Linked DNA regions of Homo sapiens: all the other regions are linked to region 1. A link is a loop called in an ENCODE intact Hi-C map of the cell type or tissue named here. Cell type or tissue: chondrocyte. All regions are shown on one strand.

Region 1 (8,000 bases):
TTTTAATTCTTTTTATAATTAATTAGTGATCTGTGGAGAGATTTGAAACTACGAGGATATGCTATTCCCAAAACAATTTTATTAACCATTGATTTCCAACATCCATGAATGATCCTTGCCTTGAATAAATACATATTTGTATATATATATATAGTATAAGTGTATGTGCATACGTATATCTATATGGGATCATGAGACTTACACTTTCAATACATTAATACAGATATCTTTATTTTCCTCCCCTACTTCATATTTTGTATTTTCCTTGTCCCAAAGTGAGAAGCCTTAGTTCACAACAGCATCAATATATTTACCCATCAAAATAAATCTCAAGATATACATTAAAGAATTTTGGAATTATTACACTATTACCTAAGTGCTAATTAACTTTTTTGAAAATCCACTCAGGGAGGCAAGAGAAATGTACTTAGTCGCATATTGAATAACAAATTCTTTTTACCCAATGTTCTTTCCTTTAAGACTCTACATTTTCTGCTTATAAAATTAGTTTAGATCAAAATTGATTCTAACATTAATGTAAAATGTATTGTTTATTTTTATTCATCTTTAAGTCATAGGTTTAAATGTTTCTGAAATTGTTCTGATGATAATTTTTTCACTATTTTCAACTTCTTTTAGAAAAAAAATACCTTAACTAAAATATTGGAGCATCTCTTCTGATTTGTTGCTTCTACTATTGTACCCAAAGTTCAGGTAGTTTTAAAATTTTAATATTGATAATATTTATTGTAATAGTAATTTTAACAGGCAGGTTAATATTTGGGGTCACCTCTAATTTTCATTCATATATACCTTTTAAGCCTGAAAAAAAAAGTCTATTTTTAGGAGTAGGTGTATTTTGAAACATTGAGGTCACACCTGCAGTTGTAAACTTTAGTACTATTTTAAAATTTTATTCTTCCATTGTGTCTTTTCATGCTTTTAAGGTTTCTTATTCATATTAGCAGAAACAGGATGCTTTGGTGGATAGAAGTCCTTTTTAGGCAGCTCAGTTTATTGCAGCTGCTCTTGATCTCCCATCTGTTGCTTTAAATGAGAATGCCTCTTATTGCTCAACCTGTGCATGTGCGTATAAAGTTTCCTTCTCCCACAGTAACACAAGAAGCCATAATATAAACCAATACCACTTATAGACTGGATTTGTAGTACACTCTTGTTTAAAACAGATGTCTTTCATCTTCTTACTATTCATGCTTTTTTTCATATTGGTAGAACAGGCTATGGATGTCTTTCCAGGAAATCTGACAAGTGTTTGGAAACGTCTCAATTTAATCAAATAGAGACTATATTAGAGTGATAATTCTTTCCCTTGATAAGCACTTATCAATTTCTCCTTTTTATAGAAAATTCAGTTAACACCAAAATCAGTACCTACATTTTTATTGAAATTAATATCTATTCAACAAAATTTTGTTTTAAACCTTAAAACAGAAATGGTAACTTTTATGTTAAGTAACTATGCTATTATATTTTTATTCTATGTTAAGACCCATAGAAGAGTAAATGAGAAAATAGCTATAAGAAAAGGAAATACTAACTGGGCTGGTTGACTTATAAAACCAAATGTGCCCTGGGATGGGTCTTTTTTCTGAGAGTGGTAAGATTGTTTGCTTGGGAAAGAATTTTATTTCACTCTCAACTTGCTAGAATTGATTTTACACTGTAACCCATACACCTGAACATACAGTAAGACTCTGAAACAACACTTGAACAAGGTATTTCCCCTATTTTTTCTTGCTATTTATCAAGATCTGTACTTACAAAGCAACTTAAGGTTTCCTCCTCTGAAGCTGGATGTATGTAATTCACAGTAACTTAATCATCACTGTGTAAAATAGTGTAAATAATATACACAGACTAAAAGTAATAAACATACCATAAATTTTCTGTATTTTTAGCACTCTGATAGTTTATGTATTAGGCTTGGAAAAAATAAAAAACAAGAGTTTTCATCCTAGAATTCCCACCACCTCTTACCAATTCCTAAATATAGTCACACTTTTCATCTTCCAGAAACTGAGATCAGAGTAGCACTCTCGGCTAAGCTTCCTGGAATATTTTTGGCTAACAACATAGTGCTTCCTTAGTATTTCTTTCAGTAAAATATACCCTGTGGAAGTTTTAGTAAATATTTCTAAATACCTATATATACAGATACTTTAAAAATACCTATTTGATTACAAGATGTGTTGGAAAAAATGCTTGGAGAAATTTAAACATATTCGTAAATTATTTTGAGTAGAAGCGAGAGATCACTCTGAAAATTCTAAATTTTTCCATTTCTCTTTAAAAATAGGCAGATCTCTCAAAAAAACCACTTCCTGACGCCCCAAATCTTCAATTTGTGTCTTTTAAGTTTTAAGTCTTAATCCAAAGAACCCTTTACACTTTATCAATAGCATTTTCCTCATCTGCCACCAGGTGGCAGGTGGATCCACTTTTCGGAACGCGACCCCGACCCCGCCCTACCGGAAGCTGTCATGTAAAGGAAATCTCTCTGGCCACGCCCAGAGTTCAGCACCATGGCCACGGACAGCGACACCGCCCAGTTCGGTCCCATGACTCGCTGCAGAGATTTTCACCACACAAAGGAAATGGCCAATCCCAACTGGTTCCAAGGGTCGCGTGACTGGCTAATTTACAATGCCAGAGGTGGAGGGGGGTAGGAACCCCTTGTTTTGGGATTTTTAGCCTGGAGGAGGAACAGACTGATATTAAATAATACACCATATTGCAAAATCCTGTGGTTGTTTTTCTCTCTCTACTCTCCAGAATCTCAGTGACTCGTAAATGCTGTCTTGCTGTACAGGGTAAAGGGGCTAGATTACCCAACCTCCGTGTGTTGGTTTATTCCGACAAAATGCGTAAGACAGCAAAGGCGGTACAAAAGTCAGTGTGCGTTATGGCGGCCAATACCTCGGCTTGCACAAAGCTGCCTGTCAGCTTTCCTAAGACACCAGCACTGGGACGGACTACATTTGCTTTTTCTCGATTTCCAATTAATTAATCTCGGAAACACAAACAGCAGCTGATTTTTTTGTTGTTGTTGTTCGCTTGAAATTACTATTTAAGGCAAAGACACTGGAGTGAAACACGAGTGTGTTCTAGAAGTAATGGTTTAGTTGTTATCTTCAGTTGCTTAGCGACTAATTAGACAAGAAGAGAACTTGTGGGTGGGGATTATTTGCGTTTTAGAACGGCAGAAACCAGGGGCAAATGAAAATGAGTTCAGGGGCTAGCGTTTAGAATCAATCTAATTAAATCTCAGTGCTGGGGAAGTAAGCAGCGCTAAAGAGGAACAGTAGGCAGTTAAGGTTCACAGGTGGGTTAAATTAAGCCGAGTTTTTGTTGTAATTTTTCCGTACCATATGGATTGCTTTCTCATTCCCCGTTGTTTTGGCGGCGACAAATTCGGATCTTTAACCAGCAGAGGGCGAGTCGACTGCATTTTTCAGCCCTCAGACACTCCCTCTTCCTCCCTTCTCTGCCCCTGGGAAATTAATTTACTAAGCTCTTCAAATACAGACGAAGCTGAGGAAGGTGTTGTGGAAGGCGAGCAGCGCGCAGGACTTGGCAGAGTGCCCGCCCTGTCAGCCTTGGATGTGTGGCTGCACCGCACTCCTGACGACACGGATCTCCTTGCTTGGGGCTGCAGAGGGGATTGCAGGGGTTGTTGCAGTAGGAAGCGGGGATGAAAAGCACCCCCATGCCCAGACGCCATAGATATTTAGGATCACTAGCTTCAGAGAACTGAGAGGGCCAGAGGTAGCCTAATAAAATGAATGTAAACCATGAAGTTGGAAAAGAGGAAAGAAACCGTTTACGTCTCAGGGCCAATACTCAGTGAGCTGGAACAATAACCAAAAGGGAGGGGCTCTGCTCTGGCTTTGCCTTTCTGGGAAGAAAAATTGGAGGATGAGGAGTAGGGAAAGGGAGAAGATGAGGGCAAAGACTAAAAGTTTGGCTGAGTCATCTTTAAAAGACAAGCAAAGCAAGCCAGCCCAAGGGAAGAGACAATGAAAGCAAGCCTGCCAGAATGCATTGCAGAGCAATAAAGCATGCTGTACAAAGTTAATTTATTGTTGGGCGGAGCCCTCCTCATTCTGGAGGGGCATACCACTTGCTCCAGAGGGATGATTTACTTTGTATTGTAAGACTTTGTAGAATCCCCCTGGCAGGCAGCCAGAACTCCCATTAATTCAGCATGTCCTTTCTCCTTCACATATTTATGTCTCAGAATTCGTCTAACTCGGTTTCAAACTAGTAAAATTAATTTTTTCTGGAGGCACTAAACTAAATTTTATGCAGTATTGCATTTTCTCTCCTTCAGTCATTAAATTTCTGTAGTGCTTGTGTTTAAAGGACACCATTTTATTAATAAATTCAATTCATAAGATAGTATTATATTCCCTTGGAGTTGGTATTGGAGAGGACAACAGTAAGATATCTTAAGATAGATCAACACTTTTCAGAATGCATGATTTGACTCACAGTTTCATGGCCAATTTTACAGATAAATTGCACTGTCATGGTGTTTTGCAGCACACCTGTGTTTCTGTAGCATTTCCCCTGTAAAAGAGCACTTGTAAATTTCCAGTGCATACACCCAAAATTTATTCATGTTGTTTCAAGATCCAAACAAGTGCCTAGTAGTATTGGCTAATATAATCTCCCCATAGAAACAAGAATTATCTTTTTAAAACCTAAGTACTAAGTCAGTGAGCAGGCACTTAATGAAAGAGAATATCCAAATAGCCAATAAGCATATGAAAAGGTTTACAACATCCTTAACTGTTAAAGAAATGGAAATTTAAGCCACAACTAAAAGCCTGTATCCATCCAAGAGCATGGCTAAATAAATAAATAATAAAAGCTGACATTTTCAAGCCTTGGAAAGGATGAAGCAACTCCAACTATCACACAGTACTGGTGGAGTGTAAATTGTTACAATCACTCTGAAAAGCTGGCAGCAATTTACTAAAGTTCAATAAAACATACCCGTAGATATGCACTCTTAGGTATACATCCAACAGAAATGCCTACGTGTATGTACAAAAAGACATAGACAAGAATGTTCATCATAGCTCAAACCTGGAAGCAATCCAAATGGATAAAGATGTTGTTGTTGCCATATACAGTAACATACACAGCAATGACAATTTTTTAAAAACTACTACATGCAACAATATGTATCAGCCTCACAGACATAATGCAATGTTTAGCAGGAAAAAAATCAGAAACAAATTTTTCTATGATTCTATTAATTTAAAGCTCAATAATTGTATAAACTACCCTAAGATGATTAAAGTGAGGATAGTGGTTGCCTCGATGGAGATAAAGACTGGAATGGGGAATGAGGGAGACTTCAGGATTTGGTAATATTCTATTTCTTGACATGAGTGTATTCACTGCAAAAATCTATTAAACTGCACACTATGATTTGTGCATATTAAGTATGGTATATTGCAATAAAAATATACTAAAAAATTTTACTGATGCAAATTGTATGTATTTATGGAGTACATGTGATAGTTTGTTTAAAAGACATAAGACAGATTATGTTGCACCCATGCTTAAAACAATTCAATGTCTTCCCATTGCATTGAGAGTAAAATCTAGATTCCTTAATATGGCCTACAAGGCCCTGCATAAACAAATCCTATCTAAATTTCCAATCTTATTAACCACTTCCTCCCTCAATTACCACACTTCAATTGCCCTGACCTTCCAACAGTTCCTAGAACATTAATCAATCTCTTTTCAGTCTTGGGGTCCTTGAGCTTGCTGTTTTCTTTACCTGGAGTGGGTTATCACCAGCTCTTTGCATGACATGTTCCTTCTAATATGTCAACTCAGATTAATGACGTCTCTTTAAAGAAGCTTTCCTTGACTCCCATCTAAAATCTCTGGGTTATTTTTCTATTTGCTGCCGTGACAAATTGTCACAATGTTAATTTCCCCTTGCTATGTAATATATTCACAGGCGTCAGGACTAGGATGTAGGCATCTTTGAGGGGGACATTATTCTACCTGCCACAGTGCACTTCTTTTATTGATTATAACATTATGCTTATTTTGGTAGAGCACTAATCACAATTTTAAATAACTTTATATATATTTGTTTACTTGTTCACTGTCTAACTTCTCCACTCTAATGTAAATTCTAGTGAGAGCAGAGACCGTATCTGTCCTGTTCTCTTCTGTTTTCCTGGTGCTTAGCATGATAATTGGTACATTGTAGGGGTTCAGTAGGAATTTGTGGAAATAATAAGTAAATTATAAAAATTTAGACTCTGCTTTGATACTTAACAGCCCTGTTTGCTTTTTATCGTTCTTGCTCATATAAAAATATATATTATGTCTCGGCAGTAGAGAAATTTCTGAAGAGATATTAGCATAGATTTTTTTCAACTTCTCCATCATACTAACTCACTATAAAAAATCATGCCTACAGATATGGGCCCATATATGTCATATAGGCCCATATCTGTAAATTGATTGTAAAAATTTACACTCTACCCTATATAGCTTCATATATGTATATACATATATCTTCATAATATAACTTTATGTTTTATTGGCGTTAAAAGGATAGTTCATAAATTGCCACTTCATGGAAAATAGCACATCATAGGACTCATGAAGCTGAAGCAAAAATACTCTAGAATAAAGAGTTAGAATTTGTTACAGTCACATGAGAAAAAATATGGTACATGGGGCTGTAAGTCTGATCCTATGATGTAGCTAGAAAAACAGTTATCTGTCATCAAATAATCATTGCTTATTTCTCTTTTGCCGGGTTGTAATACCAGATACCAGAAAATTTAAAATACTTGTTAATTTATTCATTTATTCAGCAGATATTTATTGAGCACCTATGAAGTGCCAGACACTAGACTCTGGGCATATAGCATCAATAATATATGGTATGCATTATTAGGGAACCCCTGCCTTTAGGGAGCCCAAAAATAGATACACAATATTATATGAAATAGTGGCAAATGTTATAAAGGAGAAGGGGGATGATGAGAAACCAATTAAGGGTTTTTAATGGAGATTTGATTTACATTATAAAAAGATAAGTCTGGCTGTTGTATGGGTAGAAGAAGGGAAATTCATTAGAAGCTCATGGCAATAATGCAGGCCAAAGATAATGGTAGTTTGTACAAGGGTAGGGGTGCTGAAGAAGTTTAAAAAATTGGTTGGGTCTGGAACTTTTTTTTTTAATTGGCATGATTTCATGATGGATTTAATGGAAAATGAAATAATAAAAAAAGAATGCTCTCTGTTTTGAATATCTTAGTGATTGGTGGTGTCATTACTAACATGAGGAAAGTTAGGGTTAGTTTTGGAATGGAAAAATCAACAATTTTATTTTGGACATGCTAAATTTAAAATGCTTGTTAAACATCTAAGTCATATCAAGTGGGCAAATGAATATTTGGATCTGGGGACTTAGAGGAGATACTATATCTACAAATATGAATTTTAAAGTAAAGATTAGGAAAACTATAAAGCAATGAAATGAGGTCACCTGGAAAATTCACGTAGATAGAGAAGATGGTGAATCCTAGCACACATCAGCTTTAGAGGTCTAGAAAATGGAAAGAAGCCAGCAAAGGAGACTGAAGGAGGGAATGACCAGTGTGGTAGGAGGAAATCCAGGAAAGAATGTCCCCTGAGAACCATGTGGAGAAACTGTTTGAAGGAGAAAGGAAATACTGCTTTAGTTTAGTAAAATGAGGCTTGAGATAGAAAGATGGAAACCTCTTGTGACCTTGGCAGAGCAGATTCAATGAAGTAGTAAAATAAAAACCTGATCTAATATGATAATCCATTATGAAAATATTACAGAGCTTGAGTTCATTGTAAATAATGCTACTTGAAGTAGAGGTCATATGAATTGCTAAGATTGATGGTCTATATGCATATAATTAATTAACTTCTAAATTCACTATTTCTTAGTATTAGTAGATCAA
Region 2 (8,000 bases), 73 kb after region 1:
AAATCCAAGTTTTAAGTATCACAAAGCATATCTCTGTTATTTCAAGCATACATATGGAGACGAACACACAACACAAACACACACACATATTCATCTACTTTCTAATAATTTATGTACATTCTTCATAATAATGAACAAGCTGGCCTTATACCTACTTAAATCTCAAAACTAGTGCATATACTAACACCTGCCTCTACACCTTACTGTAGGGTAAGCCATCCACTTTCCAAGCCAGCCTTTTGAAGCTATAGCAAATCAAATTTTAGATCCAGAAAATGAATGCATGCTTTGGAAGTACTGTCATTTAACTTAAAGACATGAAGGACTTGAAAAGGCTACTTTACATCTCATCAAAACCATAGAAACTGTCAACAGAAAATCAGAAGATTACAGGCTGCATTTAAGCTAAATTCAGGGAAATCCTCTTACAATGAATTCAGAGTATGCCAAGAAAGGTGACTATTGGGAGAATTCTTTTTCCCTTCTCTTCCTTCTAATCCCAGCTTCTCTTGGTCTTCACCATCCCCCCACACCCCTAATCCACTCATTCTAATACCTCCCTGGACCAACCAGACAAATTGGTACTTAATCTCTCTGCCTCACCATCATCCACTCCCTCTGACAGCCCTCTACAGAAGAGTTGCCACATCATACAGCCAAAGCAAACTTTAGCTTCAGTATGATGTCTAAATACTACAGCTTTATCACTTGTGACATGCATTTCCAGAGGATCCTATCACATAGGTTCAGTGCAAGTACCAGAAATATTAACTAGATAATTTCCACTGTAGACAGTCCAGAGTATAAACAGAGACAGCAGATAGTGGTGACTATGATAGCCCCTAGAGGCCTCAGAGCTTTTTAAGAAACATCACTCATATAGGATTTCAAAAGAAAAATTTCCCTGTAGATGATACAGCAGAGGCCATTTCTCCTTGAGTCTCATAACATTACTCCCTAAAACATAATCCCTATTCCAAGGCCTGTCCTGTTTCTCTACAAATCTGTGTTTTAGCATTAAATATTAAGACTAATCCTCACTTCTCAAACAATTTTATGGACAAGGCTTCATGCCTCTGAAAATGAAAAATAAAACAATTCTTTAGTGCTATTTTTCTAGAGAGGAAATAGCAGATTATGATCAAATTGTGGATACTATATATACTCAGTTTACCAGATAACTCTTGTCACTGTTAATGACTCAATAAAGCCAAATCACAGGATATTGGGGGATGTGTAACAAATGCATGAGTTTGTAGAAGACCCCCTGACCACTGTCTCACCTCATTTTGAGAAACAGCCTCATTTTTGAGAATAATCAGGTTCCCAGCATTCTGACCACTTTGGCCTGTGAGATTCCTGCTGTCAGTCACTGCTGCTTGGGCTCCCGAAGGCCCTGGTCCTGTCTGGGCCCCTGTATTGTAAAACATGAAAGTGTCACTCCCTGAGCCTGCTGTCAGACAGGCCTTGTAGCAGTAGGTCTTGGTGAGGGAGCCATTCCCTCGAACTTCAATGAAGTGAGGCTGCACTTTGAGGCCATGCGGTATCCTGGCATCAATATTGTTGTTGGCTTGTTTGTACAGTTCTGCAGGGGACCTTTCCCTTACTCCACAGAAGCCTCCACAGCATGCAGTGCCATACGCAGTGTAGCGGTAGCACTTGATGATGCTCAAAATGATGATTGTCAAAAGAAATATAAAAGACACTGTGCTTAATGCTATTATTAGATAAAGGGTAATTTCAGAGTATGTCCGAGGGCTCTTAACATGCCTCTGAGTGTCAGGGAGGATTTTGGAAACCCTATCCACCACAGCTACTGTAATGGCCACAGAGGCTGATAGTGATGGCTCTCCATTATCTCGGACCACCACGGTCAGGTTGAAAGTGCTACCACTCTCATCTCCCATCTTCCTGGTAGTCCTAATTTCTCCTGTGTGCAGCTCTACCTTAAAGAGGTCCAGGTCAGAAGTCTGGGCTAGATGGTAAAAAAGCCAAGCATTTTGCCCAGAGTCTGAGTCCATAGCTATGACTTTGGTGACCAGGTAGCCAGCAGGGGCAGTTCGAGGCACCATCTCGAAGGCTGCTGACGAGTTGGTTGAGGTAGGGTACAGAATGTGAGGGGCATGGTCATTCATGTCCACCACATATACGTTGGCAGTCACAGTGCTGCTCAGTGGTGGGCTCCCCTTGTCCTGAGCCTCCACAGTCACAAAGAACTCCCGAAACTTCTCATAGTCAAAGGAGTTGACAGCATAAAGGCTGCCACTGGCACTGTTAATGGAGACATAGGAGGTGACTGGCAGCCCTTGAATCTCCCTCTCCAGAAGGGAGTAGGTCACCTCTGCATTCTCCTTTTCATCTGGGTCTGTGGCTTGCACAGTACAGAGCAACACACCTGGCAAATTGTTCTCCTGTATGTAGATGGAATAGGAGTCCTCCAGGAAGCTTGGTGGATTGTCATTGATGTCAGAGATCTCAACCTTCAGTGTACGCAGGGATGTGAGCTGCGGTATTCCCCCATCTGTGGCTGTCACCGTGATGTTGTAGACAGCCACCCGCTCTCGGTCCAGTGGGCCGCTCACCACCAGTGTATAGGAGTTTCCAAAGCCATTCAGTCGGAAAGGCAGTGTGGCCTCCAGACCCAGGCTCACTTTCCGGTTGGGGCCTGAGTCTTGGTCATTGACACTGAGAACGGCCACAATGGTGTTGGGTGTAGCATTCTCAGGCACTGGGCTATACAGGTCCGTGAGCACCACCTCTGGGGCATTGTCATTCACGTCCACGATGTCCACCAGCACCTTGCAGTGACCTGCCATGGGCACTGGACCCCGGTCAGTCGCCTGCACATAGATCTGGTAGGAGGAGGCTTCCTCATAATCCAGCCCCCCAATTACTCGCACTTCCCCGGTACTGGCATCTATGCTGAAGAGCTGCCTCTCCCGGTCCGACGTGTAGCTGCTCAAGGAGTACCTGAGCTCACCATTGGAGCCCTCATCCGGGTCTGAGGCATTCAGCTTCACCACCAATGTGCCTGGGGGTGAGTCCTCCCGTAGCTGGACGCGATAAGTGGACTGGTCAAAGGCAGGAGAGTTGTCGTTAGTGTCCAGGACACGCACAGAGATCTGTGCCGTACCCGAGCGGGCTGGGATGCCCCCATCCACGGCTGTGAGAACCAGGTGGTGCAAGGCTGCCTGCTCCCGGTCTAGGCCCTTACGCAGCACCAGCTCAAGCACTTTACTGTTCTCCTGCAGGGGCTTAAGGTCCAGCTCGAAGTGCTCGCTGGGGCTGAGCTCGTAGGTCTGTACTGAGTTGGCGCCCACGTCGGGGTCCTGCGCACTCTCTATGTGAAAGCGCGCTCCAGGCGCCACCGATTCGCTTACCTGAAGCTGGTAGTTGGGCCGCGGGAAACGCGGTGAGTTGTCGTTGATGTCCAATATTTCCACCTCAACGGCGCTCACCGCCACGGGGTTGTGCGCCAGCACTTCCAAGCTGAGCAGGCAGCGAGGCCGCTGCTCACACAGCGCCTCCCGATCAATGCGCTCGTTGACGAAGAGCGCTCCACTCGTCAGGTCCAGCTCCAGGTAGCGCGGACTGGGCGCACCCAGATGGTTGATGCGCAAGCAACCCGGCCCCAAGCGCCGCAGCTCAAGCCCCAGCGCGCGAGCCACGTTGCCCACGAGCGCGCCGGGTGCCTGCTCCTCTGGCACAGAGTATCGCAGCTGGGAGGCCGCAGGGCCAGGTAGCAGCAGCAGCAACAGCAGCAGGAGAGGCAGTAGCAGCAGCCAGGGCATGGGCCGCCGGAGCCGTGGATGCTCTGTCGCCGCAGGTCTGGTGCCCGCCTGCTCCATAGCCACTGGCCGCGGCGGAGGCAGCCGGGCAGGGCCGGAGGCGGCAGCTTCCCCAGCCGTGCCCCACGCCCGGGCCCCGCCTCCGCTCGTGCCACCCTGCGCCTGCTCCCCCACCGCTCACGCTCTAGAAAGCGCCTGGGGCCGCTCCCTCCGTAGGCCCTCCCAAGGGCTCCTGGCCCCACCGTCCTCGCTGACTCCCCATATTCCAGCTCCTCCGCTCGCCTCCGAGTCGCTCAACCCGGCTCGGCTTCCTGCTGCTGCTGCCGCTACAGCTCCAGGGGGAGGGAAAAGGAAACAGAAGGGAAGACAGAGGGGGAGGGGGAAAGGGAGCGGTAGGAGGGCTCAGCAAGTCCTGCTCTGATTCCGCGCCGAAGTGGCGGACAGCGAACCCGGACTGCTCAGCCTCTCCAGCCCCATCTCCTTCACCCTGGACCTGCCGGATCCCAGCGGACCGCAGGAACACGGCCACTCCCTTTCTCCCTACCCCCACTGTCCAGTTCATCCAGTCTCCACCGTCTCTCCCCTGCTTAACGGGTCTTTAAGGAGATTAGTCTGGGAAAAGCAGTCAAGCCCCTAGAAGTCTGGCTATCAGCTCCCCAGGAAAAGATCTCCAAGCGCAATTCAGGAAAATAAACTGAGGGGCCTTAGCTAAGTATGGGCACCCAGGCGGCGGATCTAACATTAAAAGGAAACAACGCAGGGGGAGGCGCTCTGGGGTTACTGGCGATGGGAACTATTCACCTGACTCCCACATCTTCCCTGGACACTCTTAAGTACTGCAGAAAGTGCTCAACTCCTAGGGCAAAAGGAGGGGGATGGCAAATGCTGCCCTCTTTCCGGGAGCAAGCCTAAAACCAGCATCCTGGGATCCAAGACTCAATTCTGCTCTCGGCCAAGTGGCCCTTATTTTCAGTGTGTGCCTTGGCAAATAACCAATATTTAAATGTTTAAAATGCTCTGTTTAAAAAAATAGTCTCCATGAAGCTGTAGGCAAATCTATTATTTGACCCATTTTGGCGACAATGGGGAAAATCTGGTAAAATTTTTAAAGAGATTCTTCTCTCAAGCTTTTTCTAATCTTGCTTCAAATCTTTTACATTTATCACCCAAGACATTTTCTTTCAAGAGTAATTTAAAATTTTTTCTTTAATGGATGACAATGTCTTCAAGAGTCTGCAAAACCATTAAATCAAGAGCGTTACTGTTGATCTCCTAAGCCAGGCTGGAATTTGGATTCCATTAATGCTTTGCAGTTAAAAAAAAAAAAAAATCTGCTGTCATTAAGCAAAATGTGGGAGTCTGGGATTTATCTTACAATAACCAGCAATTTCAATGACTGCAGCTTATCTTCCTTAAATATAAGACTCCTTAGACTTCTGTTCTTCTGTGTCCCCAAGTTTCCTCTTGTACTGCTATAGAGGCAACACAGAGACAACAAATTCACTTCAGTAAAAGAGAAGGTAGAAGGATCAGAGGAAATCTTTCCATGCTGTGTCATTGCCTCTGCTGCTCAGTTCTGAATATTCACTCTTCCCAGGTTCTCACATTTCTTCCACAGGAATTTGAAATCTATTGCCTCATGTGCAAAAAAAGCACTCACTAAAACGTCCTTTCTCTTCATCTCCCAGTATTCTGTCATCTGTAGATCTTCCTCTATGGGTCATTTTCTAGCTATGGACTGGAACAAAGTCAGAGTGAGACCTGACATTTGGCATGCTTCCCTCCTAGAGCGGACAGTTAAAGGAGCCAAGGTTGTGATCCTGACACCCAGAATTCAAAGGCCTGAACTAGCACATCCCTTCGTTCCACCAACCAAGCACACTCACTATCAATGCTCCACTACCTAGCCAGTGTTATTCCAGAGAAGCGCCCAGCCTCCTATCACTGCTGCTTCTTATTTGTCCTCTTTGTTTCCTCAAGGGTACAGAGTAGGAAGCAATTTTCATCAAAATCTATTCCTGTCTCCTTTCTTGGGTCTCTGGCTTCTTCCTCTTCTCTCTGCATCCTCCCCAAACATCCCTACAATAATTCTGTCTCAGTTTGCTGTGGTAATTTGATCTCGGAGGCCTTAATCTCTCAAGTGCACAAATTGTGGACCTGGCCTGTGTCCTCACCCATTACTTGTTTCTGAAAATAAATGGCTTATAAGTGGAATCAAGTTGTAAGTTGTCATGAAAAGTGATCTTTCCTCCCCTTATCTCCTCCCAGCCCTCCAAGTCGCTGCCATCTCTGCACGCAGCTCAGAGACCTGGCCACTGGGTATTGACCAGGCATAGACCTGTGACTGTGAAAAAATCATAGGCACTTAAGGAAGAGATTACAGTGGCAGAGGCTTGGTAATTTTTTAATGGAAGCCCCCAAATGTCATGTCTTGGGAGAAAAACCAGGACTCTCCTTTCAGCACTCTTGTCATCTTCCAGCAAGGACACCTGCCAGGTTGTCCATTATGCTGTTTTAGGCCTTGTAGGTATTTAGCTCCAGCTAGAATTTACTGCCTTAATTATTAAGGAGTCAAATATAAAGCCAACACAATCAGCCTCATTTTGAAAGACATTGTACTAAAGAGATGGTATACTCTATTTGGCACTATAATGATTTCGTTCCTCACACCATTATACTGAGGCTCCTGCCAACCTTACTAGTTGTTAGAATGTGATTGCTCAGACTGTTGTTAATTACCCTTTCTACAAATATTAACACTAATGCCTTGACCACACCATTATGCATTCCTTTCCTTGGACCTTCAAGAGCTCTCTATTAAAAAGTAGAACACAGTAATTAGGAATATAGACTTTGGAGTCAGTCACACTCCTGCCAGTGACTAACTGTTTGGCTATGGACATGTTACTTAGCCTAAGCTTCACTTTACTCATTTTAATTAAGGAAAACAATAGTAAGCAAAACTCATACGGTTATTATTATGATTACATGAGAAAATGTATGTAAAGCAATTTGCACAGTGACTAGTTAAGTACATTATTGTTGTTGTTGCTGTCGTCATGAAATACAACAATTTATTATCATCAGATAAAACCTTAGTTGGCAGTCTATATGTAGCATGGCCCTTTAGATATCAAACACGGATAAACACATTTAACTATGCCATATAGGAAATCAACCATGATAGGGAAGATGCGTATGCAACAAAGTTAAGCTTTCCCAATTACGTCTAGAACTATATCCTACATTTTGAGAACAAAACCAGAAAACAGCCCCTTTTTATATCATGAAGTAAATGGGACTTCTGTTATGAGAACCCCTTCAAGAGATTTGTTTCCTCACAAGAGATTTACCTTTTTAGAAAACACAGAAATACTTTAGCAACAGAGTATGAAGTTAGTTCCTAAACATGCTGTAATCTACAGCATCCAGTAGGGAGCTTGGCACAGAGGTGCTCAATTAATGTTCTTTGAAAAGAACTAAATTTACAAATTTATCTGTGTAATTCTAATACAAACAGCTTCTTATTTTCTCTCCTCCTTATAAAATCTTACATACATTTCAAAGTCCAGATGAAAACCTACCTAATCCATCAAACAGTGTCTACTCTAAACACGAGGTTTTTTTTTTCATTTTCACAGTCTACAGCATATCTGTAAGATGGCATGTGTCATTTTTAAATTCATCCAAATAATTTAATATTATCTCTTTAATTATAAGCAACCTGAAAGCAGGAGCCATGTCTTATATTTCTGTCTCCTTCACAATGTAGAAACCCTTATAGACTCTCAATAAATGTTAATTGCTTCATTTTCTTCAGATCTTATTTTTAGTAAACTCAAGCTGCTACAGAAAAATTTCCTATATAGGGATAGAGCATATCTTATGGAGAGGAGGTTGAGAAGTATCTGTCAAATAGGGAAGGAGCTAGTTTTCATTTTTTAATTCATGTATTTATGTTGCTCTACAAACCGAGCACAAGTTATATAATAAAAAAGAGACAAATGGTCATCTCTGATGTTTAGAGTTGTCCAAAGTAGTTTTTAAAAATTCCATCTTGTTAAAAACGAATAGGATTCCTGATCTTCATGCATCCCCAGAAGGAAAATACTTTCCAATATGATTATAGCATTATTTACAGATAAAACATCCAGTGGATGGGAAGATGAAAAAGTTTTCACATAACTTGATGGCTAAATTTTTTCACATCTC
Region 3 (8,000 bases), 230 kb after region 1:
CTACAAAGAACCTAAACACATTTACAAGAAAAAAACAAAAAACCCTATCAAAAAGTGGGCAAAGGATATGAACAGACACTTCTCAAAAGAAGACATTTATGCAGCCAACAGACACATGAAAAAATGCCCATCATCACTGGTCATCAGAGAAATGCAAATCAAAACCACAATGAGATACCATCTCACACCAGTTAGAATGGCAATCATTAAAAAGTCAGGAAACAACACATGCTGGAGAGGATGTGGAGAAATAGTAACGCTTTTACACCGTTGGTGGGAGTGTAAACTAGTTCAACCATTGTGGAAGACAGTGTGGCGATTCCTCAAGGATCTGGAACTAGAAATACCATTTGACCCATTACTGGGTATATATCTAAAGGATTATAAATCATGCTACTATAAAGACACATGCACATGTATGTTTATTGCGACACTATTCACAATAGCAAAGACTTGGAACCAACCCAAATGTCCATCAATGATAGACCGGATTAAGAAAATGTGACACATATACACCATGGAAGACTATGCAGCCGTAAAAAAGGGTGAGTTCATGTCCTTTGTAGAGACATGGATGAAGCTGGAAACCGTCATTCTGAGCAAACTATCACAAGCACAGAAAACCAAACACTGCATGTTCTCACTCATAGGTGGGAATTGAACAACGAGAGCACTTGGACACAGGGTGGGGAACATCACACACTGGGGCCTGTTGAGGTGTGGGGGACTGGGGGAGGGATAGCATTAGGAGAAATACCTAATGTAAATGATGAGTTGATGGGTGCAGCAAACGAACATGGCACACATGTATACCTATGTAACAAACCTGCACGTTGTGCACATGTATCCTAGAACTTAAAGTATAATAAAAATAATAAGAAGAAATAAAAATAAATCTTGACCCCTACCTCACAACAATGATAAAAATATGTATATTCCAAATGGATTGTAGATGTAATGTAAACAATGAAATAAAAGATACCACAGAAAATTATCTTTGTGAAATAGGATCAGAAGCAAAAATTGATAAATTGAGTTTAATCAAAATTATGACTTTCTATTCACCAAAAGACAAAAAAGAATTAAAAACTAGCCATGAGGTTGAAAACTACTAAAAAAAGGAGTTATGTTCAGAATACAAGATTTGTTTAAGTAATAAGAAAAACAAGATAAGGAAATAAATAAAGTTCTATGGAAGCAAAAAGAAGAGAAAAAAGAAAAGAAAAACAACAGACTAGAGAAATAGGAGATTTGAGCAGCTATTGCACAAAATAAGGTATAAAAATTGCCAAAATAAAATAGAAAGGTACTCAACTTCATTTAAATATAAAATAATTTCAAAATGAGATTACAAAAGTCACCCAGTAAAATGGCTAACATGAAAATAACCTGACAAATGTAGAGATGATGTGGCCCAGCAGAAAGCCTTATGCACTACTAGGAATGTAAACAGGTAAAAACATCTTGGAAAATTGGTTGGTGTTAGCTACAAAAGACAAAGATACACACATATTCTGTGACCCACAAACACAACTCTTAGGCAAAAACCTGAGAGAAATCTGTGTACATGGGCATCAAAGAAATGTACAATATATTTATGATGGCATTATTTGAAATAGACATTGAGGCACAATGCAAATTCCTGAACAGTAGAATAAATAAGGTATAGTATATTTATGAAATAGTACTAGAAACAGAAATAAATAAACTACAACTACATATAACAACATGGATAATTTCATAAACAATGAGTGATAAATACAAATAACACACAAATGCACAGACAATACATGTTGTGCAAGTCCAATTAGATAACGTTCCCAAAACAGGCCCCGAACAAACAGTTATAAAAGGCAAATGTGCGGTTACACTGGAGGAAAAATAAGGGAAGTGATTTGGCAGGTGCATGCGAGGGGCTTCAGCGATGGAGGCAACGGAGCTTTTCACTTTCATACAATTTATGGAGCTTTATTATTTCAGCCTGTGCACATTTGTTTATATGTAATAGGTTAAATAATAGTAAAATGTTTTCTAAAATGTTGATTATTACCAAAAACAAAGAGGGTGAATATAGTGAAAATTTACTAGAAATTACAGTTCTGTTAATATGCATTGAATAATGCAGCATAAAATGAAGGAAGGCAATATATATTGCTCTGATGTCCTATAATTCCAAAAGACTTTAGTTAAAATGGATATGTAAAAAGAGGTAAAATTTTAACCCAGGGAAATTTGACTCTTAGAAATAAATTTACGAAGAAGTTGATAGAGAAAAACAATACGAAAATTAAACAAAAGGATGTTATACACTAACCTTTGCAAAGGATTCCTCAGTTGTCTGCAGCTGATCTTCTCTGTCCCTAGAGTCAGGTAAACTGGGGCTGAAGGCCATGAGGTCGGTCTTGGGTGGGCCCTCACCAGAGCACACCCTCGGCCTCCTCTGCTGCGAGTATGACCAGCTCCCCACCGCACTGGAGCACACCAGCGTGGGCTTGCCCGGAGCGCACGCGCCCTCGGTGGGCAGCGCAGAGCACCGCAGCGCGGTGTACAGCAGCAGCGTGAGCACCAAAAGGCTGGACACCGCGCAGATGGCAATGATCAGGTATACGTTGACATCCACCAGCGCAGCATCGGGACCCACAGCGCCCACCAACGCCCGTGAGGAGGCCTTTGGCGCCTGTCCACTCTCCACAAGTGACACCAGCACAGTGGCCGTGGCCGTCAGCGCGGGCTCGCCGTGGTCCTTCACCAGTACCAGTAGGCGGTGGCGCGGAGCGTCCGTTTCGTCCAGGGCACGCGTTGTGCTGATCTCGCCAGTGTACAGCCCCACGCGGAACGGGATGCGCGCGCCACCAGTCCCCGGCTGCAGCTCGTACGAAAGCCACGCGTTGTAGCCCGAGTCAGCATCCACCGCGCGCACCTTTGCCACCACGTGGCCCACACCCACCGACCATGGCACCAGCTCGCTCACTGCGCCACCAGTGCCACCCGCCCGAGGCGCTAGCAGTGCTGGCGCGTTGTCGTTTTCGTCCAGCACGAACACCTGCAGCGTCACGTTGCTGCCCAGAGGTGGCACGCCGGCATCGCGAGCGGTCACCTGAAACTGCAGCAGCTCTAGCTCCTCGTGGTCCAGCGGCTGCAGCGCGTACACCTTGCCGCTCTCCGCATGCACCGAAACGTAGCTCGACAGCGCGCGCTCCCCTACCCGCCGCTCTACCAGCGAGTAGGACACCAGCGCGTTCTCCTGCGCGTCCGCGTCCCACGCAGACACAGTGAAGATGTGGCAGCCCGGCGGGTTGTTCTCCTTCACGAACACTGTGTACTCGGGCTGCGCGAACGCCGGAGCGTTGTCGTTCACATCAGCCACCTCCACAGAAACACTGGCCGTGGCCCACAGCGAAGGCGAGCCCCCGTCTCGCGCGGTCACCACCAGCTCATAGGCTGACACGCTCTCGCGGTCCAGGGCACTGTCCAGCACCAACGAGTAGTAATTCTTGAAGGTGGACACCAGCTTGAAGGGGACGTGGGACGTCAAGGAGCAGGTGACCAGCCCATTGACACCCATGTCTTTGTCGGACACGCTGATCAGGGCGATGACTGTACCCAGTGGAGCGTCCTCTCTAATTGGAAGTGATAAAGACTTGAATTCCAAATCTGGGACATTATCGTTGTTGTCTTCTACTTCCACAATAACTCTACAATGGCCAGAAAGTGGGAGCTGTCCCTTATCAATGCCCTCTACAATAATTTCATAGGATTTGCTTTCTTCAAAGTCAATATATCCCTTTACAATAATTTGTCCAGTAATTGGATCTATGTGAAACTTGGATTTCACATTTGGCGAAATATCATTTGAGAATGAATAAACAATGTCCCCATTCAATCCTTCGTCTAAATCTGAGGCGTTAAGTTTAATTACCAATGTTCCATTAGGAACATTTTCTAGTAATCTCACCTTATAAATGGTTCTGTCAAAAGCTGGGGCATTGTCATTGGCATCCAGTACTGTGATGAGTAACTGAACGGTGCCAGTCAACTCGGGTTTGCCTCCATCAGTGGCTGTGAGCACTAAAAAAATCTCCGGAGCTTCTTCTCTGTCTAAAGATTTCCGTAATATAAGCCCAAGACCTTTTACCAGCTCGTCATCAGGTGGTTTTTCCAGAGAAAAGTATTCATTTGGGCTCAGTCTGTAAGTGAGCAGGGCGTTCTCCCCGATATCTGCATCCGAGGCGCCCTCTAGTGGAAACCGAGAGTCAAGCGGCCTGGATTCCGCGATGGACAGGTTCTTTTGTGTTGCTGGGAACACCGGCGGGTTATCGTTAATGTCCCTCACCTCCACGTCCACATGGAAAACCTGCAGCGGCCTGTCTACGATCACCTCCAGGTGGATGCTGCACTCCGCGCTCCGCCGGCACAGCTCCTCCCGGTCGATCCGAGAATTCACAAACAAAATGCCATTCTGCAGATTTACCTCCAGAAGGCCTCCGCGGCCCTTGGACGCCACCCGGAACAGGCGCGGCACCAGCTCCGCCAGCTCCAGTCCCAGGTCCTGCGCGATGCGGCCCACGAAGGTGCCGTGTTTGGCCTCCTCGGAGACCGAGTAGTGGAGCTGACCGTTCCCTGCCTCCCAGGCTGCGAGGAGAAGAAGTAAGAGCAGCAGACGCCGGGATTCCTGGCCGCTTCCCCAGGAAAACTCCATCTTTAGTGCACAGTATTTTGTTCTGATTAAATATCGTTTCTCAAAGTCAAGGGAAATCTTTTAATCGGTCAGTCAAGTGCAGCTGCATCCTCCATATTTCAGACTCCAAAGAGTGTATATGGTTCCTTCCAGTAAGAATAGAAGGAATTTTCCCTTCTTCCTCCTTCTCTCATGTATTTTGTGGTAAAGAGCGACATCATGTGGCTCCAAACCGTAAGTAGCAATTGTGGAAACCCCCACACACTCTACTGTAAACTACTTGGTTTTATTTATTATTTCAGTCGTTTCGGAGAATAGGAATACATTTTGTACTACTGTGGTACACATTGTACCACTGATTGATTGAGTGTGGTCCTTAGTTTCGCCATAGGGGCAACTTTTACTTCAGTAGAAATAATTTTTTCAACACAGGTTTTAAGTATTACAGAGACCTAACTATACACTTTGTAAACATGTAACTGTAAACTGTTGATTAGAAAAATTCATTACAGATTCCTGTGTTCCCAAGAATTCCAGGGTTTTTTTTTATTAATGATAACACCCTCTTCACCCTAGTATTTCTGGTGTTGTTGACTTGAGGGGACTGGTCTCTAGGGAACTTCTGGTGCCAAGAACAAGCTATTGACAGGGAAATTTGCAGATGTTTTATAAAAGGATCAAAGACCATCAGCATTTAATTAGATGTCTTCCTTGAGTCATGTCAGGGCTGAAAGTGCAAGGAAGCAGGAAGTTATAGCAAATAGCTTGCATGGAAAAGCATTCCAAATAATTTTATTCATTGGAACTCATTTGCTCCCATGAGAAACGCTGGTATTCTCATTTTGACTCTTACAGTTTATAAGTACTTGCTTGTTCTCCAGTATGTAATGTGCCTAAGCTTCTATTTTCTCCTATAGTGCTTATATATTTTAGCCAAACTGAATATTTCCTGCTTCCAATAGCTTTTTTTAATAAACAAGCATGTTCATTTTGTCCTGTCTATAAGTAATCCACATCATTTCTAAACTCTTCTAAAGCCAATTTACCCCATTTTATAACCACTTAAAACTTCCCTGACCCATGAAGAATGTCATGATCAAACCAATTGAACAGGTATTTTTTCTTCTTTTACAAACTGCAGCACCAGGGTGGAATCGCGTGGGCCATTTATTACATTAATTTATCTCTTATAAGCATTTGAGTATGTGTGTCCTTTTTTGGAATATATATTTTAAAGGGAATAGTTGTATCTTAATTGTTTAATAGCTCAGAGGGACTTACCTAATATTTCCTAAATATTTACCCTGCAGAAAATGTTTGCTTCCTTCCATTGCCTAATAAAATGCATTAATTTAAGGTGATCGCATATCTAGTTGGGAAAATGTGGTGTTTCAATAGCCTCTATGATTTTCTAAAGATACAAAAAAAGTCTCTAGACATTTCCCCAATTAAGATGTATTTCAAGTTCAATGTTGAAAACTTGGGTTTTAGCTTAATTTTTATTCTAATTCTTGGTAATCATGATCTTTGAATCATCCTGGGTATTAATGGGGAATGAAGACTTCCCAATAAATAAACCACAATACATTTTCTTACATAAAGAAATTTAATATATAAAGACATAATGGTAGCCATTTAAAAACTTTCCTTGCCTCCTATATCCATAAAGTTATTTTCATCCTGTTTGTCTAAACAAAAAATCAATCTAGTGAAAATAGCTTTACGCTCCCTCTCTATTGAAGAACTACACTCACACAAACACACACACACAAAAACCAAAACAACAACAAAAAACCCACCAAATTTCTGAATCAAACAGAAACCAGAGTACTTTCACTATGTGGGGACCCAAACTATATTTTTACAAAATGATCATTGACATCAAGCACATTGGAAAAAAGGAGGAAGAATTCCATTTTCACCCATTTCATTTGTAATATTTTCATTTACCAGGTATTTTAATGTACAGATGGGGAATGCAGCAGAATAGAAAACAATGTTTATTTGGTAGCTATTCAATATTTATTTGGCATAGCATCAGTACATCTGTGAAGTGAAAATTCCAAAGTCTTCAAAATGTCTTTGCCAAGAGTCTTGTTAGACAATAGTTTCAAGAGGCAAGCTGGATTTGAAGATTGAAGTTCCATATCTGGGAAGACAAGTACTTTGGCTGACTCTATTATATTCAAGAAGCTGATAACAGAACTAAATTTTTAAAATACTGACCTGAGATGGACACACTATGGCTACTACTTCATGGACAAGGGAGCAACAAAGGATAGTGCCAAAAAAGGAAATAAAGAAAATGGAAGTGAGGGGAAGGAGAGGAGTCAAGAAAAATATCTATTTTACGTGTTAGACCTCCCACACTGTCAATGAGTATTAACCAGGTTTCAGTTGGTTACTATTTCTCTCCAGTGGTAGGGAAACTTAAATGGGAGTCCAACTAATTGCTAGAGGAGATAACCAAATATGTAGGGGTAGTGATTAGAAAAAAGTCTACCTTCAATTTCATTTGGTTCTGGTTATTTGGAGTTTTCTACTTATTGCATGGCACACATTAATAGGCAGGATGCTATTCAGAGAAGTTAACCAGTAATAACATTATAACATTGGCTTATCAAACTTATTTCATATTAGCATCCTTAGTATGGTATGCAAAAGACACTAATGAATAAAAAGTTTTGCTAGTAGGGATAGTTTTAAAATTAGATACCATAATTATTTTCAAGATATTGTTCAGATTGAAAATTATTTTTAACAAGATTTAAAACATTCTTTTAAAATGAATATATAAATATACTATACAACTATTAAATTTTCACTTCATATTGATATTTTAGTTATTAGTAATAAATTTTAACATATAATACAGTAGTATTATTAAAGTAGTATTAAATAAAGTAGTGATAAACTAAAGATGAACAAAGATGCAATTCTAAATGCAATTGTTATTCTCGATTTTTTTCCCAACTGGGAAATCAAGAAACAATAAACGGTATTGCCAAATTAGAGCACAAGGCCTAAAATGAATCATATTCAAGTAAAAAATAAGGATTGAGACTCCAAACAAGTGAATAAGAGAATAAAAGAGGTTCCATAAAAGACAACAGGTGTAATGATCTAATTTTTGAAACTGAAGGTGGAAAAGCATAATCAATAGGGAGTTATAAGCATTAGGTGAACTCATAAAATGAGCAAGTAACATTTGTACTAACAGGTAGTAGGAAGTCCAAATGAAAAGTGGCAAAAGATATTGAAGAAGCATTGTATAGGGATAAGTATAAAACAAGTCGAAGTCAGATTCTCTAAATAATGCAAT
Region 4 (8,000 bases), 210 kb after region 1:
AAAGTGTCGACAGAAAAACATTGAAATGGAAAGTGTAAAAACATAAGTGATACACTGGTGCTCAAATTTCAATATATGATCAAAAAAGAGTATATGTAAAAAAATTATCCTAAAGCTCAAAGGCAAACAAATGAAAATCCCATATAATTAATCAGAAAAAAATGCTACTATGATTCTGAATTAAAATGCAACAGAAAACGACATATCCAAGAATATTTTGGTTTGAAGACAAAAATTCTGAGGTGCAGATTGTGGACAGTGATTTCTAATTTCACTTAAATTATGAATATTAAAGAAGCAAAGAGATTAAAATAAGAAACACAATAAAATGAAAATATGTAATTTTGTAAAATTAATTAAAAATTAAAAACAGAAATATAGAAGACAAATATGAGGAAAACAATTATAAATTTAAAATAAAAATTAACTGTTAATTATGAAAATTCACTTACTTTGGCATCATGATCTTCATTTAAATCCTGATTCTCCGCCTTACCCATCATAATAGGACAAGGTGAAAGGCTGGGGCTAAAGGCCATGAGATCCATCTTGGGTGGGCCCTCCCCGGAGCACACCCTCTGCCGCCTCTGCTGCGAGTACGACCAGCTCCCCACTGCGCTGGAGCACACCAGCGTGGGCTTGTCCGCCGTGCACGCGCCCTCGGTGGGTGGCGCCGAGCACCGCAGCGCTGTGTACAGCAGTAGCGTGAGGACCAGCAGGCTGGATACCGCGCAGATGGCGATGATCAGGTACACGTTGACATCCACCAGCGCCGCCTCTGGGCCCGCGGCGCCCACCGACGCCCGTGATGACGCCTTTGGAGCCTGGCCACTCTCCACCAGCGACACCAGAACCGTGGCCGTCGCTGTCAGCGCCGGCTCACCGTGGTCTTTCACCAGCACCAGCAGCCGGTGGCGCGGAGAGTCCGCTTCGTCCAGGACACGAGTGGTGCTGATCTCGCCCGTGTACAGCCCCACGCGAAACGGGAAGCGAGCGCTGCTTGCCGGGGGCTGCAGCTCATACGAAAGCCACGCGTTGTAGCCTGAGTCGGCGTCAACTGCGCGCACCTTCGCCACCACTTGGCCTGCACCCAGTGACCGCGGCACCAGCTCGCTCACTGCACCACCAGTACCACCCACCCGAGGCGCCAGCAGCGCCGGCGCGTTGTCGTTCTCGTCCAGCACGAACACCTGCAGCGTCACGTTGCTGCCCAGAGGCGGCACGCCCGCGTCGCGCGCGCTCACCTGAAACTGCAGCAGCTCTAGCTCCTCGTGGTCCAGCGGCTGCAGCGCGTACACCTTGCCGCTCTCCGCGTGCACCGAAATGTAGCTCGACAACGCGCGCTCGCCCACCCGCCGCTCCACCAGCGAGTAGGACACCAGCGCGTTCTCCTGCGCGTCCGCGTCTCGCGCAGACACCGTGAAGATGTGGCAGCCCGGCGGGTTGTTCTCCTTCACGAACACTGTGTACTCGGGCTGCGCGAACGCCGGAGCATTGTCATTCATGTCGGCCACCTCCACAGACAAGCTGGCGGTGGCCCACAGCGAAGGCGAGCCCCCGTCCCGCGCGGTTACCACCAACTCATAGGCCGACACGCTCTCGCGGTCCAGGGCACTGTCCAGCACCAACGAGTAGTAATTCTTGAAGGTGGACACCAGCTTGAAAGGGACGTGAGGCGTCAGCGAGCAGTTCACCTGCCCGTTGGCACCTGAATCGAGGTCGTTCACGCTAATTAGGGCGATGACAGTACCAAATTGAGCGTCTTCACGTACAGGCAAGGATAAGGAAGTCAGTGCTATCTCAGGGACGTTATCATTTTTATCCAAAATTCTCACTAAAACGGTGCAATGACCCGCCATGGGAGGATGGCCTTTGTCCGTGGCGTCAATGAGGATTTTGTATAAGTTTTCTTGTTCAAAATCCAAATTACCCCGAATCACTATTTCTCCCGTATTTCGATCTATGCTAAAGTGGTCAATAACCATGGCTGCAACAAGGCTATTAAAAGAATATGAAATTGCCCCATTCGCTCCTTCATCCCGATCAGAAGCATTCAGTCTGATAACTGTTGTTCCGTTGTCTGCATTTTCGAATATTCTTACTTCGTATTCAGACTGTTCGAAAGTGGGAGCATTATCATTCACATCCAGCACTGTGACCAGCAGCTGAACAGTGCCTGTGAGCTCAGGTTTGCCCCCATCTGTGGCTGTCAGGAATAAGTTGTGTGCAGGAGCTTCCTCTCTGTCCAAGGATTTCTTTAATAAGAGCCCAATTTGTTTATTGTCATCACTGTTTATTTTCACATCTAGCCCGAAGTATTCGCTAGAACTGAGTTTATAGGTTAAGATGGAATTTGAGCCAACATCTGCATCGGACGCGCCCTCCAGTGGAAACACAGAATCTGGCAGCCTAGATTCGTAAATCAGCACTCTTTGTTCCTCTACCGGGAACAAGGGCGGGTTGTCGTTAATGTCCCTCACCTCCACGTCCACATGGAAAACCTGCAGCGGCCTGTCCACGATCACCTCCAGGTGGATGCTGCACTCCGCGCTCCGCCCGCACAGCTCCTCGCGGTCGATCCGAGAATTCACAAACAAAATGCCATTCTGCAGATTTACCTCCAGAAGGTCCTCGCGGTCTTTGGAGGCCATCCTGAACAGGCGCGGCACCAGCTCCGCCAGCTCCAGCCCCAGGTCCTGCGCGATCCGGCCCACGAAGGTGCCGTGTTTGGCCTCCTCGGGTACGGAGTAGTGGAGCTGGCCGCTCCCCACCTTCCAGGCTGCGAGGAGCAGAAGCGGGAGGAGCAGACATTGCTTTCCCAATCTATCCTCCGGGGTAAACACCATGTCAAATACCTCTGGTTTTATTTCCATTAGAAGATCTTCCGCATAAAGATAAAATACTGTATGTTCCGGAATTTATTAATCCATTTCTTCTGCGTCCGCCATCATTCAACAGTCAGGGAATGATGCAGTAATAGAAGAAATTTGAATGTTGGCTAGCTATAACTTCATGGTAGACAGCGACATCATGCGGCTCCAAAAGGTAAGAAATCAATTCACGTAACAGTGCTATACCATATATTTTTAAAACAGTATCTTCTTTTCTCTACTTTTATAGTAAACCCTCCTCACGTTTGTAATTTGCACGGTCAGTGTTATCCCGACTTCTTTTATTAATTTAAAGTAAGGGATCTAATTATTCACAGCTAAACAACTTTTCTACCAATATTTGCAACATTAATATCAACCAGTTCAGCAAATTTAAGTGTTAACGGAACTGCTTTTTAAATCAGAAATGTAAACTATTCTACACTCTTGGTAGAAAAGAAACTTGCCCACATCTGTCTTTCCTAGGACATGCTATTATATAGTGCTCTAGGGAAAAAATGTAACTTAAAATTATCAAATTTTGGTTGAATTTTTAAAGCCTTATAGATTATTGAAGTCCATGCTTTCTTTGTTCAATAAATATCAGATGCTCTTAAGGTTCTTCTGTGTAATGATGGAAGATAAAATTCTAGAGCATATTCTTTATCACATTTAATTTATCTGCAGCTTATATTAGGATTCTTGCTTAAAATATTTTCTTTTCATATACTTCACCACTTCAAATTCTAGTGGAATTTCTACCCATTGTGCTTTGCTGTTTTTGATTCTTCAGCTGTTCCTAAATGATCTCGTTTTTCTCTCTCAACTTCAACCCTGTCCCATATCCTTTCCTTTAATTGTTCTCACTCACTTCCAAGTTTTGAATAAGACTTTTATTGAGGTATTTACAAATCCATATCTGCATCCCTTCTTTCTATGTTTCTAATTGTCACTTTCACCTATACATGCTGACTCCTAGAAAATAGTTTGTTAAATAGCAAGGCATGAGCAATTATTAATAATCCCCAAATTCAAATTTTTAAATTCATATTTTTAATGACATGAGCATTTCCCATGTCACCTATATTACTTTTTAAATTACTCCTTTTCCCTGGCTTGCCTTATTCCACATCCACCTAAGTCCATCTGTCTTTCACATGCTATCATATTTATCTTTATGAGTACAGCTTTCATTGAATTTTACTAAACCTAGAAATTGCAAGACACTTGAGAAACTTCTAGTAACCTAATATGTAATCACATGTTAGGTAATCAACTTTTTGCAGGTTATTTTCAATTACTCTCCAATATGAATCTTATTTTTCTGACAATATAGACCACTTGCTCTTCCTCTTTCTCAATACCACCTTTGTTTTAGCTGGGTTTTTTTAATTACGTCTACAATTTACTTGCAAAAATGTTACCTTCATATAAAAGTCAGGGCCAAATATCAACTTCGCCCTTAATTTAACCTTAATGTTATCCATTTGAAGTGATTAAACCCCTCCTTCAAAGGAGAAAAATAGAGTCACCAATAAGACTTTTCAAATGACATGATCATCTTCACCTTACTCCAAAATTCTGATATACAGTAAAATGCCTCACAGATGATTGTGACACAAAGCCTTTTCTTCCATGTGAAATTCTATCTTAAAATAATTAACCTGGATCTATTTAGTAGTTCTTATCACTGACTTTCTATTGCAGTTATTTTGGGCAAACAAAGGGTTCAATTTCTTAACCAAAAACAATCCCCAAAACAAGAGGTTCCTATAAAAAAGACAAGCTGCACAAAATATACATAAAGACTTGATATATAAAGAGATATATAAATAGTTTATATCACAAAACTTGATTTTTTAAAATGTGACCATTGTTAACTTTAGATTTATAGAATGACAAAAACTATTTCTCAATTTCTAGGACTTCCTCAAAGTAGCTCAGGATATTAGGAATATATAAATAGCATGATAGAAGGGTACTTATAAAATTGAATGCATATGAGAATAAAAGAAACAGGCAAAGCAACAGAAATAGGGAATTCACATTTTATCATGTAAAGTGTGGACTATTTACTACCTATAAATCCATACTTTTCCCCTCAAAAGAGTAGACAAATGGTTCTCATTATTTCAGATGGAGAGGACACCTGTCTAGCGTAGTCTCAAACATACAGCTTTAATAAACAACTCTTTGTAAACAACTCAAGAGGGGAGTTTGTATCATGGTATATTTATTTTTTTAATCTAAAAGTAACAACAAGCAGTAAAATTTCCCAACCAAAATATAGTAGAATTTGCACAACTGAGGAGATTCACAGTTACTCCTCATCAATATAATAATTTAGGCCAGGCGCGATGGCTCATGCCTGCAATCCCAGCACTTTGGGAGGCCGAGGCGGGTAAATCACCTGAGATTAGGAGTTCGAGACCACCATGACCAACATGGTGAAACCCCGTCTCTAGTAAATACAAAAAATTAGCCAGGTGTGGGCACATGCCTGTAATCCCAGCTACTTGGGAAGATAAGGCAGGAGAATCGCTTGAACCTGGGAGGCCAAGATTGTACCATTGCACTCGTTTGGGCAACAAGAGCAAAATTCTGTATCAAAATATCTGATATATATTATTATTATATATTTATTATATATATTATATAAAATATATAATATATTAGATATATATTAGATATTTTAGATATTTATATATCTAATATATATTAGATATATTGAAAAATATGCAAATTTCCAGAAAATTAAATCATTGTTCCACTAAATGTTAATGTTAAGGGAAAAATAACCAATCACATACCTACACAATGGAACACCATAGATCCAGATAAAAGAAAAACAAATCTACTTCAGTAATGATAATTCATGATCATCAAGATACATTAGTAAATGAAAAAAGCAAGATTAAAATCAATACTCATATGTTTTTTAAGGGGGTAGGGAAGTTTATTTGTATATGAAAAAAATCTCTAGAAGGATACCAGAGAATGTTTTGGCTTCATGAAGGAGGTGAAAGGGAAAATTTAACTGTATTCTTTTGCACCTTTAGAACAGTAAACCATGTATATGTGTTTCCTATTCAAAAAATCAATAAAATGAAAAATATAATTTTTAAATTACAATTATCAAATTCATCATGGGTATACAGGTGAACTGCTTAGGCAAAGTTGAAATAAACCATATGCTGCAAAAATACAATTGAAAACAAACTAAATTAGTGTAATAAAATAATAATTAATTTAAATTCAATAGAAACAAAAAGGCAAAATTGGAAGGGTGGTGTTAAAACATTTTTATAGGCCAGGCACTCTTGCTCAATCCTGTAATCTTAGTACTTCGGGAGGCTGAGACGGGAGCATGGCTTCAAACCAGGAGTTCAAGACCAGCCTGGGCAAAGTAGCAAGACCCCTATCTCTACAGAAAATAAAAAAAAAAAAAAAAAAAAAACTTTAATTAGCATGTGCATGTAGTCCAGCTACTTGGGCGGCTGAGATAGGAGGATCACTTGAGCCCAGGAGTTTCAGGCTTCGGTGAGCTATGATCAGATCACTGCAGACTAAGCAACAAAGGGTCTCTAAAAAATAACAATAAAATAAAATAAATTTTCATGTAGTCATAAACTGAAACTTTGAGAATGACTCCAAACTATGTCTTACAATTATTATCCTACATTTTTAGAGATGCAAAATTCAAATGCTAATATAAAATATTATTTTAAAAACACTTAATATCACAGAAAGCTGATGAATCTATTACCCCAGCAGAAAAGCCTCATAAAAAGCATATAATACATGAATTAGTGCAATAATTGTGTACCACAATATTTGTGTACTAAGACATAATTTTTAAATACAAAAAAAGTGGGTGAATGTGACATTTAATATTTGAAAATTGGGAGGGAAAGATGGATGTTAATATTAGAAAACTCACGTTGTCTGTAGAGGTGGGACCCTGAGGAAGGCTTGGACTGAAGGCCATGAGGTCTGTTTTGGGTGGAGCTTCCCCAGAGCACACCCTCTGTCTCCTCTGCTGCGAGTACGACCAGCTCCCCACCGCGCTGGAGCACAACAGAGTGGGCTTGCCCCGTGTGCACACGGCCTCGGTGGGCTGCGCCGAGCACCGCAGCGCGGTGTACAGCAGCAGCGTGAGCACCAGCAGGCTGGACACCGCACAGATGGCGATGATCAGGTACACGTTGACATCCACCAGGGCAGCCTCGGGACCCACAGCGCCCGCCGACGCCCGCGATGAGGCCTTCGGCGCCTGGCCACTTTCCACCAGCGACACCAGCACTGTGGCTGTGGCTGTCAGCGGGGGCTCTCCATGGTCCTTCACCAGCACCAGAAGGCGGTGGCGCGGTGCTTCGGTCTCATCCAGAGAGCGTGTTGTGCTGATCTCGCCTGTGTACAGCCCCACGCGGAACGGGATGCGCGCACTGCCAGGCGCTGGCTGCAGCTCATACGAAAGCCAAGCGTTGTAGCCCGAATCAGGGTCCACTGCGCGCACCTTCGCCACCACGTGGCCCGCACCCACTGACCTCGGCACCAGCTCGCTCACTGCGCCGCCGGTGCCACCCACTCGAGGCACCAGCAGCGCCGGCGCGTTGTCGTTCTCGTCCAGCACGAACACCTGCAGCGTCACGTTGCTGCCCAGAGGCGGCACGCCCGCGTCGCGCGCGCTCACCTGGAACTGCAGCAGCTCCACTTCCTCGTGGTCCAGCGGCTGCAGCGCGTACACCTTGCCGCTCTCCGCGTGCACCGAAACGTAACTCGACAGCGGGCGCTCGCCCACCCGCCGCTCCACCAGCGAGTAGGACACCAGGGCGTTCTCCTGCGCGTCCGCGTCCCGTGCAGACACCGTGAAGATGTGGCAGCCTGGCGGGTTGTTCTCCTTCACGAACACGGTATACTGGGGCTGCGCGAACGCCGGAGCGTTGTCGTTCACGTCGGCCACTTCCACAGACACGCTGGCGGTGGCCCACAGCGAAGGCGAGCCCCCGTCCCGCGCGGTCACCACCAGCTCATAGACCGACACGCTCTCGCGGTCCAGGGCGCTGTCCAGCACCAACGAGTAGTAATTCTTGAAGGTGGACACCAGCTTGAAGGGAACGTGGGGCATTA

Evidence for each region. Hi-C counts contacts between places; a loop is a spot of excess contacts. Peaks named below come from ENCODE experiments on the same cell type or tissue, not always from the same donor. Only the 100,000 strongest peaks of a DNase experiment are listed, where the experiment ranks them.
Region 2: it touches region 1 in a loop (2.4-fold over the local background); 15 of 110 quality-filtered maps call a loop at or near these places.
Region 3: a loop joins it to region 1, with 8 times the contacts of the local background. A loop is called at or near these places in 15 of 110 quality-filtered maps.
Region 4: a loop joins it to region 1, with 9 times the contacts of the local background. A loop is called at or near these places in 14 of 110 quality-filtered maps.

Annotation. Positions count from the first base shown.
Region 1 is chr5:141,035,819-141,043,818 of GRCh38, reverse strand. No RefSeq gene overlaps it. Among named protein-coding and RNA genes, the nearest start is that of PCDHB1, 12 kb to the left of the region's middle. RefSeq lists enhancers at 1,800-3,203, 2,399-3,333. In chondrocyte, CTCF peaks have their summits at 2,235, 2,435 (motif pointing right) and 3,436 (motif pointing right); a DNase peak (open chromatin) is centred at 2,538.
Region 2 is chr5:140,962,615-140,970,614 of GRCh38, reverse strand. The region is part of intron 1 of PCDHA1 (protocadherin alpha 1); the gene reads right to left. All of the region lies in intron 1 of PCDHA2 (protocadherin alpha 2), which reads right to left. The region is part of intron 1 of PCDHA3 (protocadherin alpha 3); the gene reads right to left. All of the region lies in intron 1 of PCDHA4 (protocadherin alpha 4), which reads right to left. It also overlaps PCDHA5, PCDHA6, PCDHA7, PCDHA8, PCDHA9 and PCDHA10, and 6 more genes. In chondrocyte, no CTCF peak of the experiment used is centred here; DNase peaks (open chromatin) are centred at 2,834, 3,534, 3,764 and 4,164.
Region 3 is chr5:140,803,887-140,811,886 of GRCh38, reverse strand. The region is part of intron 1 of PCDHA1 (protocadherin alpha 1); the gene reads right to left. All of the region lies in intron 1 of PCDHA2 (protocadherin alpha 2), which reads right to left. All of the region lies in intron 1 of PCDHA3 (protocadherin alpha 3), which reads right to left. PCDHA4 (protocadherin alpha 4) reads right to left here and starts at 4,819. Exons shown (of 4, transcript NM_018907.4): 1 at 2,315-4,819. The coding sequence starts at 4,699. It also overlaps PCDHA@. In chondrocyte, CTCF peaks have their summits at 4,237 (motif pointing left), 4,590 and 4,918; DNase peaks (open chromatin) are centred at 2,926, 3,356, 4,280 and 4,566.
Region 4 is chr5:140,822,938-140,830,937 of GRCh38, reverse strand. All of the region lies in intron 1 of PCDHA1 (protocadherin alpha 1), which reads right to left. The region is part of intron 1 of PCDHA2 (protocadherin alpha 2); the gene reads right to left. All of the region lies in intron 1 of PCDHA3 (protocadherin alpha 3), which reads right to left. The region is part of intron 1 of PCDHA4 (protocadherin alpha 4); the gene reads right to left. It also overlaps PCDHA5, PCDHA6 and PCDHA@. In chondrocyte, CTCF peaks have their summits at 2,383 (motif pointing left), 2,630, 2,836 and 3,038; DNase peaks (open chromatin) are centred at 637, 1,020, 7,427 and 7,541.